Regions from separate parts of the Homo sapiens genome. Here regions 2 and 3 are each linked to region 1. A link is a contact called in ENCODE Hi-C or POLR2A ChIA-PET data. All regions are on one chromosome and are shown on one strand. The core of a region is the stretch at or near the end of the contact, and the rest is flanking DNA. Distances in the headings are between cores, read along the strand shown.

The links. A loop is a pair of places that touch in the nucleus more often than their neighbours do. ChIA-PET counts read pairs that join two places held with the same protein, here RNA polymerase II (POLR2A). Pooled maps may share reads with other maps.
Region 2: a loop to region 1 is called in a map with no recorded cell type, with 2.5 times the contacts of the local background. The contact joins the enhancer-like site here to the promoter of ZBTB20-AS5 in region 1. A Hi-C loop is called at or near these places in 2 of 168 maps with a recorded cell type or tissue (Caco-2 and sigmoid colon), 4 of 37 single-sample maps with no recorded cell type and 5 of 50 pooled maps. POLR2A ChIA-PET finds 5 or more read pairs at or near these places in 2 of 52 experiments (HEK293 and Panc1).
Region 3: a loop to region 1 is called in a map of heart left ventricle, with 5 times the contacts of the local background. The contact joins the enhancer-like site here to the promoter of ZBTB20-AS5 in region 1. A Hi-C loop is called at or near these places in 4 of 168 maps with a recorded cell type or tissue (B cell, endothelial cell of umbilical vein, heart left ventricle and 1 more), 5 of 37 single-sample maps with no recorded cell type and 6 of 50 pooled maps. POLR2A ChIA-PET finds 5 or more read pairs at or near these places in 7 of 52 experiments (A673, GM12878, IMR-90 and 4 more).

Annotation. Positions count from the first base shown.
Region 1 is chr3:114,451,070-114,455,917 of GRCh38, forward strand. ZBTB20-AS5 (ZBTB20 antisense RNA 5) reads left to right here and starts at 2,524. Exons shown (of 3, transcript NR_121661.1): 1 at 2,524-2,571. All of the region lies in intron 7 of ZBTB20 (zinc finger and BTB domain containing 20), which reads right to left.
Region 2 is chr3:114,562,542-114,567,389 of GRCh38, forward strand. The region is part of intron 6 of ZBTB20 (zinc finger and BTB domain containing 20); the gene reads right to left. Among named protein-coding and RNA genes, the nearest start is that of ZBTB20-AS5, 110 kb to the left of the region's middle. Within about 2 kb of position 2,861, at least 2 of the 41 ENCODE cell types and tissues checked have a DNase peak (open chromatin) inside an H3K27ac peak, as active enhancers do.
Region 3 is chr3:114,517,205-114,522,052 of GRCh38, forward strand. All of the region lies in intron 6 of ZBTB20 (zinc finger and BTB domain containing 20), which reads right to left. It overlaps ZBTB20-AS5 (ZBTB20 antisense RNA 5), which reads left to right. Exons shown (of 3, transcript NR_121661.1): 2 at 1,312-1,395; 3 at 2,439-2,928. Among named protein-coding and RNA genes, the nearest start is that of ZBTB20-AS5, 66 kb to the left of the region's middle. Within about 2 kb of position 2,372, at least 3 of the 41 ENCODE cell types and tissues checked have a DNase peak (open chromatin) inside an H3K27ac peak, as active enhancers do.

The sequences.
Region 1 (4,848 bases), core at 1,274-3,773:
TCTTACTTAATTCTTAAGTCTCTGAATGAATTTCAGCTCCTGCTCTACTTTCCAAGGGTGCTCAGCTGGCCTCACAAAAGCTCCACAGACACATCGTTCACTATCTCTGATGCTTTCAAGCTTAACAGAGGATGCCAAAAAAAAAAAAAAAATCAACGATTAAAAAAAGTTTATTAAAGTGAAACTAGGAGTGCAAATTTGAAGAAGTTGCTTCTACTTTTATTTCTCTCTCAACTCAGCACAGGTGTTTCCTAACTTATACTGCTGTGCATGCTGATGAAGGGGAGGGTTAAATTAAGGTGAGGGAGTGGGCCAAGGGCAGACCAACAAGCATATAGGATCTCCAGCCTCATGTGTTAATGGATGTGTTTAAAAATGGACCCCCCAAAAAGCCTAGAATGAGGTTTCTTTTTGGCAAATAATTAAACCAGTATACTGAAATAATTAAAGCTTTGTCTTTAAATAAAGCATCAGATCAACAGAACAAAAACAAAGATAAAAATTGCACACACATATGCATGTGCGCACACACGCTATGACACACACAGATACGCAAAACTAGTGGGTGAGGGGAGAAGGAAATTAAATAAAAGAAAACAAACAGAGTCCTAACAGGCCATTCTCCGAAAAGGAATCTAAATAAAAAGTCATATGATATCTGATAGTGCAGGACACGTCGCCAAGAACTGGAGCGGATTGCCTACAGGAAGAAAGGGCCAGTGTATTCCAGCTCAAAGAGCTTTTCTTTCCTCCTCCTCTATTTTTTTTCCCTTTTCTCCTCGACTGTGAATGTGTCACTCTCAGGTCAGATCCACGAAGAATCCCAGAATGACAGCTATCACCTGTCACTGTACTCTTGGCGGCACAACTAGCTGATAGGAGCTGCCTGAGTTGGGATCAAGAAGAGCTAGTGCAGCTTTCAGTAACAGCCTGTTATCCCAGTCCCTCTGCCCCTTTCAAAGATCCCCTTGGTCACATCAAAAACAGACCAAAAAGAAAAAGAAAAAAGAAAAAAAAGGGGGGGTACCAAATGAAAAATTAAAAATGCAGGGACAACAGCCCACAGCAACAAAAGAATTCAGGGAGAAAAAATAGAACACAAGCAAAAAGGAAAAAAGCAAAACCAAAACAACTCTTGTCTTCAATATAAAACTTTTTAAAGACTGAGTTTCTCTTATTTGGATGACATTCTTTTTAAAAGTATTTTTCTCCTTAAGCACTATTAAAAGCATTAAAAAATTCTACAAAAATACAGAAAAGTCTGAAAGCAATTCAAGAATATTCCTAAAGAAAACATGTAAGTGTAAGAAGTGAGTTACCCTGGAAAATTCTGGATTTGCCAAAAGTTCCCCTACTTCTAATATCTTTCAGTGAGTTCAAGTGCTAACACTGGCCACCTAGTACTTGTTTTTTATCTGAGGATCATTACTGAGGCAACACATACATAGTAAGGTTTCCCGAAAAGACTCCTTGTTATCAAGTTACTTCAAACATAAGGCACTCACACCTCCCAGCCAGGAGGGTTTTTTGATGAGCATCACACTCTGCCCTGATATGTATTACACCCTTAAGAAGCAGTTACATAAATGCATTCTATAATTATGGAAAATGTATATATCTATATTTTCCCCTACATTTTCCCTCCCCAGGGATATGAATAGATTTTATTTTCAGTTAATAGAAAAAAAAAGAAAAGAGTTTCTGATTCTTGAAACAACTGTTGTAGCTGTTTTCTACTTAGCAAAACAGTTATCTGTAGTTAGGAATGGTACATAATATATATTTAAGGATTTTTGTAGAGCTTGAGAATTGTTCCCCTTGTTTAGTTTCGTGTCTATAATGTACCTTAAAAAGATTTCTAAGTGACAATCAACATATAAATGCATTAAGAGGAGAACTTTAAGAAAGAAAACATTATCTTGGGTTTACAAATCCAGGATATTAGCATAAAGATATAAATGTACAGCATATATAAAAGATAAAATTGTTTACTACATTTTACACATACAGCTCACATCTGATTTCTTTTTGCTTTTGTTGGAGCATTAATTTGAAAATGATAAGCATTCTGAAATGTTTGCTACAACACAAATTCATGGTAAAAATATACATGCATAGGCAAAAATTGAAATGGAGAACACAAAGCTACGTGGCAATCAGAATCGTTGACAAAATCTCCATCTAGACTATATTTTGCATGAACTAGTGTATCATAGAAGGGGCAAGAAATCTCTCTGGGGGTTTTGTCATTTACATAATTAGAAACAAAAATAAAATACAAATATCTGCTCCCTTACTACCTTTTCTTAATAACTGACAAGTGACACAAGTGGTACCTTTTAAACAGATGGATGCAAAAACTTGTGAGATCGAATGAACTGATGTACCCCATTGGTATTTTGGGAACCCAAATTCCATAATTAACTTTTTACCCAAGTGGCAAAAGTAGAAGATGTTCTAGTCACCAAATTGATTATTTGATGGACTTTTGTTCTTTCTTCCACAAGATTTTGGCGACCCAGAAAGGGTAAAGACATGATAAGAGAAGATGCATCCTGAACAACTTTTATTGTGAGTAGAAAAAAAATAGCATAAAGTGAGCATAAGAACAGTTGGATTTGGAAAGATTAAAAGAGGAGAAAAGAGCAACATATGCAACTTAACTAGTCTTTTTCTTTTTAATTTTTTCATGTACATATATGTATATATTGGGATGATGGGGAGAAAAGATAACTGGATTTCTTTTGAATGTCTTTGTGTCTTTATAGAGTGAATGTTCTGTTCCTGTCTCTTTCTTTTTAGGCGAAAAACTAATAAAAATAGAAAAACATATATCAGACATTAAGCTCACTCCCCCCCCCCCCACCCTTCCCTTTGTAAAGAACTCTTTGTTCTCTAGTGAAAATGCTGAAAAATCCCCGGGCAGCTACTCCCTGAAACAAGTGCAAAACACTTAGAGGCTTTTGGGCTGGCTGGGAGCCAGAAACCCTCCCGCTGTCTGGTTAGAAGAGGAAAAAAAGAAGAGAGAGGGAGAGGGAGAGAGGGGAAGAGGGATGGGGGGCAGAGAGAGAGGAAGAGAGAGAGGAAGAGAGAGGAAAAGAGAAGGGAGAGAGAGAGAGAGAGAGAGAGAGAGAGAGAGAGAAATTGGAGCTTCCTTTAATAGACATAGGAAGCAGCGTTTTTTTCTTTCTTTTTTTTCAAAACTGGCGGTCAAGCGTTAAGTAACTCCCGTCTAAATCCACCTGCTAGAAATGAACTTGGGTAACCCCCCAGGGGTGCACAAAGACAGGGAAGACAGTAACATACTCCATACTCTTTCCCACCCCCCGTTGTACTGCTTCCATTCTTTCTGCTCTCATACACAAATGCCCACAGCTTCTCACGCCGCCCCTCTTACCCCCCAACAACAAACACAGCAAAATACATGCTCCCTCGGTCTCCTAAAAAAAAAAAAAGGCTTTTCCATCTCGGTTGCGACACAGTGATAAGGGGTAGCGAACATCTCATACCTGGTGTGAATGCTAATCAGTCAGGAGTTCTCCTTTTCCCAAGACAGGGAACTGTTTCCTTCCAAATTTATTAGAACCTCCTCCACTGCCTCTTTGAAAAACCTTCTTTGTCACCCTCTCCCAAGTCCCGATACTTCTTTAAAAAAAAAATGGCTTCGGAGCTCCTTCTATTCTTGATATTGATTCTCTCTCTCTCCCCCCACCCCTCCTCCTCTCTCCTGTCTGTGTCTCTTCTGAGTGGTCTATTGATAAGTCCCTGGAGGCACTGGGTCAGCCTGCCCGTAGGAAACCAGACACAATGCACAAATCTCCGAGTGCCATTCTGCCATCAGCAAGCAGACCACGTTTAGGAGAGAGAGAGAGGAAAAAAAAACAGTAGAGCAAGAGACAGAGAGAGAGAGAGAGAGAGAGAGACACCAACCGAGGGAGGGAGAGAGAGACTGAGAGAGAGGAAGAGAGAGGGGGAAGAGAGAGAGGGGGGGGAGAGAGAGAGAGAGAGGGAGAGAGAGGAGAGACGGAGAGAGAGAGTGTGTGAGAAAAAGACTGATTGGAACAGGAGGGAGAGAGAGAGAAAAGGAGAAGGAGAGAGAGCGCGAGAGGGAGAGCGGCACTGCCAGTCAGGTTAATCATCCCTACTTTAATTAGCTGTTCGGCTTAGACATAAAACAATTGAATTTGAATGATCTGTCAGCAGGCTCGGCTGAACCAAAGGGGAAAAGCGAATATTACAAAAAGACTGTTGGTGTGTTCTGATAAGCAATACTGCTCGTACTGACAAATCCTCAAAGGGGGAACTATTAAAACTTACAACTAAACAAAAAGTGCAAATACAAATGGCACTAGATAGAGGTCTTTAAAAAATGGAGTTTTCTCCTCTAGTTTTATGAACCATAGATATTTATGTGCAGGTGCCAACATATTAGGGGTTTTCGTGTAATGTGTGAAAGTTTATTAACGATGGTCTAGGAGTGTAGCAGACAGATGCTGCAGAGAACAAGACAGGTACAGTCAGATGCCGAATCTAGATCTTGGAGGGAGAAGGATGCTGGAAGAAGAGGCACCGTGGCAAGAGATCAGCACAGACAAAGTCAGTGGGCAGATAGGCAGACAGATTTTAGGCACGGCACGATCTCATCTAAAAAGGCAAAAGTTCTGATGCAATATTAGGTACAAAACAATCCATCCATCCTCCTCTCCCGGGTGCACTCCAAGGTACAGTTAAAATGGATTAATCTTTGTGACAAACAGAGCTGGCAAGGCAGACACTGAAGGCGATTTGCAGACCCAGAGAATACAGAGCTAGAAAAAGCCCCAGAGATCAATCTCTCCCCCTCCCAAT
Region 2 (4,848 bases), core at 1,611-4,110, 110 kb after region 1:
TAGAGTAGCACTTTTAATTTCCTTAAAGAACATTTTCTTTGCATTTACAACTTCATTACTGTTTAGTGCAAGGGGCTTAGCTTTCAGCCTTTCTGGGCCTTCCTCACTAAGCTTAATCATTTTTAGCTTTTTATTTAAAGTGAGAGATAACGTGACTGTTCCTTTCACTTGAACACTTAGAGGTCATTGCCGGGTTATTAACTGGCCTTATTTCAAAATTATGTCTCAGGGAACAGGGAAGTCCCAGGAGAGGGAGAGAGATGAAGGAACAGCTAGTTGGTAAGGCAGTCAGAACATATAAAACATTTATTGATTAAATTTGTCATCTTATATGGGTGTGGTTTGTGGCACCTCAAAACAATCAGAATAGAAACATCAAAGATCACTAATCACAAATCACTCAAACAAATATAATAATGATTAAAAAGTTTAAAATATTGCCAAGAACCACCAAAATGTGACACAGAGACATGAAGTGAGCACATGCTGTTGGAAAAAATGGTGCCAACAGACTCAATACAGGGTTGCCACAAACTTTCAATTTGCAAAAAATGTAATGTCTGGAAAGTGCAATAAAGTAAAGTGCAATAGAAAGAGGTATGCTTCTATATCCTATTTTCAATACAAAGATGCTGGGTAGCCAATTTCTACCACTGTCTTTGTCTATTTGACAAAACTTTCCCATGACTTTTATACTGTTAACTTTTTTGAATAGCAGATGAGACACATACTTGCATCCTCAAATCTGCAAAGACACCTTGGGCCAGTTTGAACCGAATCCCATTTTTAACTGAAAATGATGAAAATAAGGTACATTATTAGCCTGAACTTTGCATAACTCTAAAATGTATTAATCTTCGGTAAAAATTTTAATCTTAGTTTTAGAATCCTCATGAAGTACTTAGAATGTTTAAATGAGATAACACTGGGTATATTAAACATTATGAAATTGCCATTTCTGTAGCTTAAAAATGGTCAATTGTTGCCACAGTCAAGTGATTAAACCTAAGGTAAGTAATCAACTTACCTTATTAAGTTAACTGCTATTGTTGTAAGATAAATTATTCTCACTCTACAATCCTCCCTCCCTGAAAACTTTTCTAGTCTGGAATGTACTGCTGATAACTAGTGCTAGGGACATAGGGTTGAACTTGCCCATGATTTTAATTTGTAATACATAGGCTTTTAAAATTCATATCATAGCAGGTATACCTCCAAATGATGCCACAAAGACAGCCTAGAAAATGGGCCTTAGAAGATTAAGTTAATAAAGGCTTATTATTTTTCCTATAGCTGGATGTACTCTTAACTAGATAACTTTCAATAGAAATCAAGTTCATGAAGCAGGTTCATGGGAACTGTATTAGTTTCCTATCGCTGCTGTAACAAATTAGCACAAACTTATAGTTCTGGAGGTCAGAAAGTCCTAAAATCATGGTATCAGCAGAGTTATGTTTTTTTCTGGAGTCTTTAAGAGAAAATCCCTTTCCTTGAGTTTTCCAGTTATTAGAGGCCACCTGTATTCATTGGCTCATGATCTATTCCTCCCTCTTCAAAACCAGCAACGCAGCATCTTTCAATCTCTCTCTCTCTCTGACCTCTGCTTCCATCACCACATCTCCTCTGTGATCCTCCTGCCTGCCTCTTTCCTTTAAACGGCCCTTATAATCATATTAGGCCTAACCAGATAATCTGGCATAATCTTCCCATCTCAAAAATCCTTAATTTAGTCACATCTGTAAAGTCTCTTTGCCATCTAAGGCAACATACTCACAGGTTCTGAGGATTAGGATGTGAACATCTTCGGTGGGGTGGGGAGGGGGGCATTAATCTGTCTGTCACAGAGACCGAAATATTCTAGGTACCCAAATTTCAAATAGCAAGCAAGATGGTATCTTATTTCTTTAAACCTCATAGCATGGTAAGCTGCACAGACATTTTTACATATACCCTCATAATTTTTAAGGAGATTGTGATGTACAACTCTCCAGTTTCTCTTCTGGCACAAGTGTGTGGAAATCATGGTCTTAGCTTTGGTTTGTAGAACCAGATTTTACTCCTTTACCCAGTTTTAGTCAATCCCATTTATATTTAAATTTGTCCTTTTTGAGCATTCATACTGCTATCCTTAGCCAAAGAATTATTAGTACAGTAAGTGCTTTCTGCACTTCCTTCTCCTAACTCTAGGAATAAAAGGCACACGTGTTTAGCTGAGAACCAACCAGGACAGAATTCTAGCACTTCTCATTACATCTTTCTTGTGCTCTTCCTTCAGGCACTACATTGACATCTCAATAAGCAAATAACACCAGCGTTGCAGGTGTTAACACCAATGACTATACCATGAGAAATTCCCTTATGTCACGCCTTGCATGGGTAAAGTTAACTCAAATGTCTTCCTTCTCTTACCTAAAATATCTGCTTGCCTGACCTACATCTCCCTTGTCCATTGTTTCCAATGAACACTAACCCTTAAACATTTAAGCCTCATCAGCACATGCCCATCATAACAGCATAACATCCTTGTCCTGCTGGAAACTATTCAGCATCCAGAGGACCATCTTTATGCTGATAACACTAAAATATAAAATAATGCCAACAGCTGGTGCTACAAATGGCTTTTAAAAACGATGTTCATTCACTAAAATTCCTCTTGCTACTTTTGACATGAAACACGCAGTCTCTAATTATTCTGATCAAGACGGTGAAATACAAAAACAAACTTTAATTGTGTTTAACAGATATTTAATCAGGACTCACTGAACTACAGATTAAAGCTGAAATTCATAAACCATAATTACCCGATTGTCGCAATCTTTTGGTCCACATTCTCCTTCCGTCTGGGCGTCTGGCACCTTGCCCCGAATTTCTTTTACTGTCTTCTCAGCTTCATTACTGTTCATGTTTTCCAGCAGAGATTTAGCACAGATTACAAAATATCTGTTCTTGGCAACTTTCTTCATTAGCTTTTTCTCCCCCCTTGCAAAAAGTTTATTTTCTTTTTTCTACCAGAGTAGCTGGAACAGGCATACGTTTAGGGTGCTTTGATGACACAAACTAATTATATAGTTATCAGGAGATAATACGGTAGCGATAACTAAAGTTACTACAGTTATCATGTAGGTATCATGCAATTTCTCCAGTATACCATGCGGTGTGTCCCAGTCACCACGTAATTACCTAATGTCACTACTGCATTGTTTCATGGAAAATGCTTATCTCACCCCAACAAAACCTTTTCTGCCACATTTAGAGAAAAAAAAAGAAGTGAAATTCTTAGTTCTCATATCCAGTACTGCTCATTCCCAGTAAGATGTTGTCATGCAAATGTAAGGGAAACACCTGCCCTCTCCTGAAAATTTGCTCTTACAGGGAGCAAATGGAGCAATTATTATTATTATTTTTTCCTGCTTCACTCTTTCCAGGTAAAAGAAGTAATTACCAACAATACATACATTTTTTCTTTTTTTTTCTTTTTTTAAAAGAAACCAATCCCCCTACCGACCCCCGAAAGAAACACCCTATTTACTTAGGATTCGTTTAGTCTGGCACTTCCCCCCTATACTCTTTCCTTTCAAATTTCAGTCACTCACATTTGTTTTTCCTAGAATTATGGTGTAAATCATTCTTAACAAGCTAACTTGAAACTTCTCTCACTCAGTAGAAACACAAAATGCCACTGTAATTGAAACACGGAAGCTTGAAACTCTTTCTAACCAGTTCTTTTGGGCCACTCTTCAGAAGGGCATGCCGAGTTTCCCTCACAGTGCGGTAACCCCTGGGTCACACAGCGAGGATAACATCACAGACCAAGGCAAGAGGATAAAGAGAAGGCACTGGCTAAAGAAGAGGTGGGTGGTTCCTTTATTCCCCCCAGTTGGGCAGTCAACCCTATGAAGCAAGGACTGTAGTTGCTACTTATTTATCTCAAGTTGATGGCTTGAAGTCTGACCTCACTAAGACCTTTAGATGTGACATACCACCTGAGAGTTCCAGTTTAAAACAGGATGTAGCAGCTTCCTTTGCAGCACAAGTTGAAAGCTATTTCCAATTCTGCTTTTATTAGTCACCTCCCAATCTAAGAGCTGCCCATTCAATTGTACACTTAACTCATGTCGGGGTAAAAAGCACCTCCAGATTTAGAAGGGCCAGAAAAATTGCTATCCTATCCTAGCACATTGTTCTTCAATCACACAGTTCCTCTAAATACAGTTGACAGCCTTTGAGATGCAAAATGTATCACTTTAATGTAGTAGAGGTCCCCTTCACTGCATTGCCAAATCTATTTAGCAGAATCTTCTTGGAATAATCTGTCCCTAGACCTGAGGATGCACAGTGATTTCAAGCATTTTAAGCTAATGATAATGGTTAGTGCTGAGAACAGATGTACCTGGCTGTGATGTGATCTATTCCAGTAGGCTTTTATGAGCTGTTCATTCCTATTGACTTAGCATTTTATGTCTGTGCTTTTGCCTGGTGTGATGGTTGCATAGGGGTGTCATGTGTGTATTTTCCTGATGTGTGATGGCTGCACAGGGGGCTGTGTGTATTTTCTCAGTGCAATGGCCACACAGGGTGTTATGTGTGTGTTTGCCTGGAGTTATAGCTGCACATGTTATTGTGTGACTTTTCTCTCTATTTGATGCTTGCTCGCAGGGTCCTATGTGTATCTTTTTCTTAGTGTGATGGTTGCACTCAATGCTGTGCTAATGATGGACATTTCTAGCAATTATCTATCTACAGGGTCCTCGGGAAAAAAATTGCAGTGAAATCAATAAACAGTGCTAGACAGGCCCTTGTAAATATGAAATGACACCATGCATAAATGCCGTTTCCTACTATAGCATG
Region 3 (4,848 bases), core at 1,122-3,621, 66 kb after region 1:
AGTATCTCCTATGTGTCAGACATCGTTCTAGGCACAGAGGATAACATTATTGGCAGATCAAGTTCTCCACCTTGTATAGTTTAAATTCCAGTAGAGGGAACATATATTAAACAAGAAAATAAGTAAATAAGATATGTAATTTTACTCTGTTTCTGACACTGAGAGTCATAGGCATTTATCCTCTAAATCACTGAACAAAGCTTGGAACTAGATAGCGAACATGTTACTTCACAGTTTACAAAGTAATAAGGAAGACAATGAGGTCTCATACTAGAGGCACGTTAAACCACAGGCAGTGTGCAGGCTTAAAGTGTTTGGGAAGGACATCCCAAAAGCTAGGTTTCTTAGTCAGTTCGTCAGTCAATCAACACATATTTCTTTTTTTTTTTTTTGACCAAATTTCTCTCTGTTGCCCAGGCTGAAGTGCTGTGACACGATCTCGGCTCACTGCACCCTCTGCCTCCCGGGTTCAAGCAATTCTCTGCCTCAGCCTCCCTAGTAGCTGGGATTACAGGCACCTGCTACCATGCCCGGCTAATTTTTGTATTTTTAGTAGAGATGGGATTTCACCATCTTGGCCAGGTTGGTCTTGAATTCCTGACCTCATGATCCACCCGCCTCGGCCTCCCAAAGTGCTAGGATTACAGGTGTGAGCCACTGCACCCAGCCATTTGACATGTATTTTTTAAGCGCTTACTGTATACCAGGCCCTATGCTGAAGATAGTAGAACTGTGGACAGAGCCAACATGGTACTATTACCCACTGAGCTCACATTCTAAGGGGAAAAATTTGAACAACAAATCTCACAGTCCGTTCTTTATCATATATCCTCATAAGAATACATAAAGGGGGTTAGGAGATCACCTGGGTCAGAGGACTGGCCCATGAGGGGTTTCCAAGGGGCCTTCCTTGAAGATGTGGTGCCCGGACACTGCTTTAGGGCTGGGGTATGGGTATTGGTTTGAGCAGGGTCATGAAGTTTTCGGTTTCTTCTTCCTCATCCCCTTTCAACCATGTACACACATTTCAAATACTTAAAAGCATTCTTCAAATATACTAAGAACACCAAGAACTAAACACAAGAGAAGGACTCTCCAGAGGAAAGGGGCCAAAAATAGAAGAGAAAAAAAACCCCTAATCTCACCATTTGTTTTGAAAACACCCAAAATGATTAAAACATATTATAAACTAAAACATATGAACTAATCACTTGCCAAGTTTCATTTTTAAATCAAAGCCGTTTTGAGGTTCATAAACTGAAAAAAGAATCTTCAAATATGAACTTGTGTTTTTCTTTTCTTGGCCCTCAGTTGGCTTGAAGCATTTGCTGTTATGCTGTGTGGAGGGAAGGGGAACCTGCTAGTTAGGAACATGTGGCATGCATGTACTAGAAGGTAAGCTCCACAAGATCATGACTCTTCACAGTGGTATCCCTGGTAAGTAGAAGAGTGCCTGAAAGATAACAGGGGCTCAATAAATACCTGCTGAATGATCAACTAGTGAATATTCTGGGCCCTTTAAGGGATTCTCCAACTCTCTTTTCTTACCCAAGCTGCATCTTGCTTTAGGCCAGTGGTTCTCAACCTGGGGCTAATTTTTGCCCCCAGTCAGGGGATATCTGTATTTTTTGTTGTCACAGTTAGAGAAGTTCCTACTGGCATTTAGAGGGTAGATGCCAGGGACGCTGCTAAACATCTTACAGTGCACAGGACAGCCCTGTTCCACAGAGATTTATCTGGCCCCAAAGGTTAATAGGGCCAAAGTTATGAAACTCTGATTTATGCCCTTTGTTTCTATTGGGCTGTACCTGGGAGTCAGATCCTCTGCATATTTGGAATGAAGTTCAGTCCTAAAGGAAGCACCCCAGAAAAGCCTCATTGCTTCATCCTCATTCCCTTCAAGACCTAATAGAACTGCCCCCACTCTAAGGCAGGCTCAGAGAGAGCCAATTTTGCCTTTTGTCCTCCCTGGGTCAACAATGCAATTGCTAGGGAAATCATCTGAAAAAGTCTGTCTCTACAATGCAAGTAAATAATTTTTACAGTACATTGGTAATTTCCCTGAGCTTACCTAAGCATATATACTAATTTAGTAAAATTCTCTTGTTTACAAACTAGTCATGTATCTGCAGGAAAAAAAAATCTCCTCAAGTTCAACCAGTTTATCCATGTCTGCTCAGGATCAGTACATGACTCTAGCTTTATTCATGATAAATAAGATCAACTTCAAGAATTCCATCAAACCCCAGTAATGTGCCTTTAGAGAGACTGGGCTTATAGCATTTCCTCTGCCACCCTCCTTGCCCTGCATATTAAAATACAGGTATCTGATTCCAGTTTCAATGGGGAAACTTCTGTCGTGCCAGAGGAGGGCATGCGCTGATTTCCCCACTCTGATGGTTGCTCTAGTAATCTTGGTGTTGTGGCATGTTTCCCAGTTACCATAGAGACTGCATACACTAAGACTGCAGCATTGTGATTGGTGGGAAAGATACATTTTGCAGAAGCTTTTCTGGAGAGATAAAGGTAAGACACGAGAAAGAAAGTGAGACTGCCAATAAAGGGGCAGAGCACAGAGAAGTCCCAAACAACCATACATTCTAGAAAACTGGGACAGCAGAGATTACAACTACTGCTATAAAACTACATAAACTGTTCACTCAATGGCTGCCTGTCAGGAAAATTTCAAGTATTGTCAGACAGAACAGACACAAGATATTCTAGAATAAAAAGGTAAACAAGTAAACCTACTGAGGTTATAGGGGTGACAAAAGGGAAATGGCAAGAAAACATTTAAAAATGATTCAATGCTAGAAAAAAAAAAGAATCTCAGAGAGCAATAAAATTTAAAGTTACATTTAACTTTAAATGTAGGCTGACCTTTGGGGAATTATTTAAATTCTGAGTACCTCTGCTTCCTTCCCTATGAAAAAGAAAAAGAAAAAAAGAATAAAGATGGAAATAGAAAGAATAAAGATGACTTCTCTCTCACTGTTTAACAGGAGTCTCTTTAAATATCTCAATAATTTGACATTATATCAGTTGAATATGATGTACCCCCCACACAAAAATCAGACAAAAACACTTAAAGGGGGTGATAAATAGGGGGACGTCATTAACAATGCAAATTGACTCATTCCATAGTTTCTTAGAGTAATGAGTCAACTGACTACGTGATCTCATGTACATAATTTTGTTCGGCATGAGATTTTGAGGTATACAATTACTACAGAAATCAAGGTATACCTGCAATGTAAAGGGTAAATCGTAGGCATTTTAAATGAAAGCTGGGGATAGGATGTGTGTTGGTTTGAGGGATGAGTGGGAGTGGATTTAAGAGAAAATCAGTCTAGGAAAATATCACATAAGTGTTTGTAAGTTCCTTGATATTCAGGTCTGTATCTTGTAATGCTTTATTAAACATATTTCAGACTAATATGTCCATTGCCTACTGGACATTCATATCTCCCTGTTTTTAAATACCTTTCAAATCTGTATCTTGAGCCATTACTTATCTCTTGACCTCTAACCCTTTATATCAAATGAATTACTAGACAATTACAATTAGATATTCCAAAAGCATCCTAAATTCAACATGTCAAAGCTGAACTCATCTTTTCCTTCAAACTTTCTCTTCCTCCTATGTTCCCTATGTGAGTAAATATTAATAGTATTACCATTCACCCATCTGCCAAAGTTCCATACCTAGGAAGAATCATGGTTGCTTTTATCTCACCTTCAAATAATCACCCGTGCATATAGATGTGCAATCCTAATAACCAAAGGAGGCCTTTTTTGAATAGAAAGCAATATTTACAGTTAATTGGGTTTTGAACTAATATTAATTTATTAAACTTACAAATTTTAAAAGCCTAGTTTTCTTTACACCTTTACCTGTTAAAAACACACATATATTTTTCTATGTCTTAATATAGCAATTTTTGCATAAAATAAGAAAAATTACTTTCAGGAAGGGTGAGATTACTAGACAAAAAAATTTGGGACCTCAAACTATTTCAACTGTCAGTCAGAATGTTAAAAGAATGAGAGTTAGGGTCTGATCTGGGAACACCTTTCAAATGATTTTGCCAAGGTCACCAGTAGACACACTGAATGTTTTTATAGTCACTCTGAAAATGAGAAATTTTACGTCTATACCCTACAAAGGAAAATTTACAATCCAGGTCCTCTATGTTTAAGTTTCATTCTTATCTAACTCTTTTATAATCACTTTCCACTTTATAGCCTGATAAAGGTAGACAATATTTTGTGTCTCCACTAACCAGGTTTCTTGAATCTAGTGCCCTTTCACTTCATAACGTTTTTCACATTTCTACCTCTCTCATCCCCATTGCACCACATTAGCTCAGAGCATCATTATCTGTCACTTGTAATATTGCGACAGTACATTGTACTATATTTTCTTAAGTTTCTGAGTCTTTGCACATGTCACCACCTGTGTCTAGAACACCCATATTCCCTGATAAACATTTACTGAATGAAAAAAAAGTTAATAAATGCTTTGGATGTTGCTGCTTTGGGTGCTGAACAGAAATAGTGGCCTATCTAAGATTCTGGATAAGCCTGCATAAAGCACTCTTACTTTCAAAATTAATTTTGAAGAATAAGAAAATTTTGCCATGGAGAATCATGGAGCCTATGCCACAATATTATGTTTTGCATTTAATAAAACACCTCCAAACCCAGGGAAAGAATCAGTTATTACTTCCTTCAATTCATACAACGAATATTTACTGAACACTCTCTATGTGCCAGGCTCTGTACTAGGCACTGAGGATTTCTTAGAGCATAGAACAGGCAAAAAACAAACAAACAAAACCGAAAAAA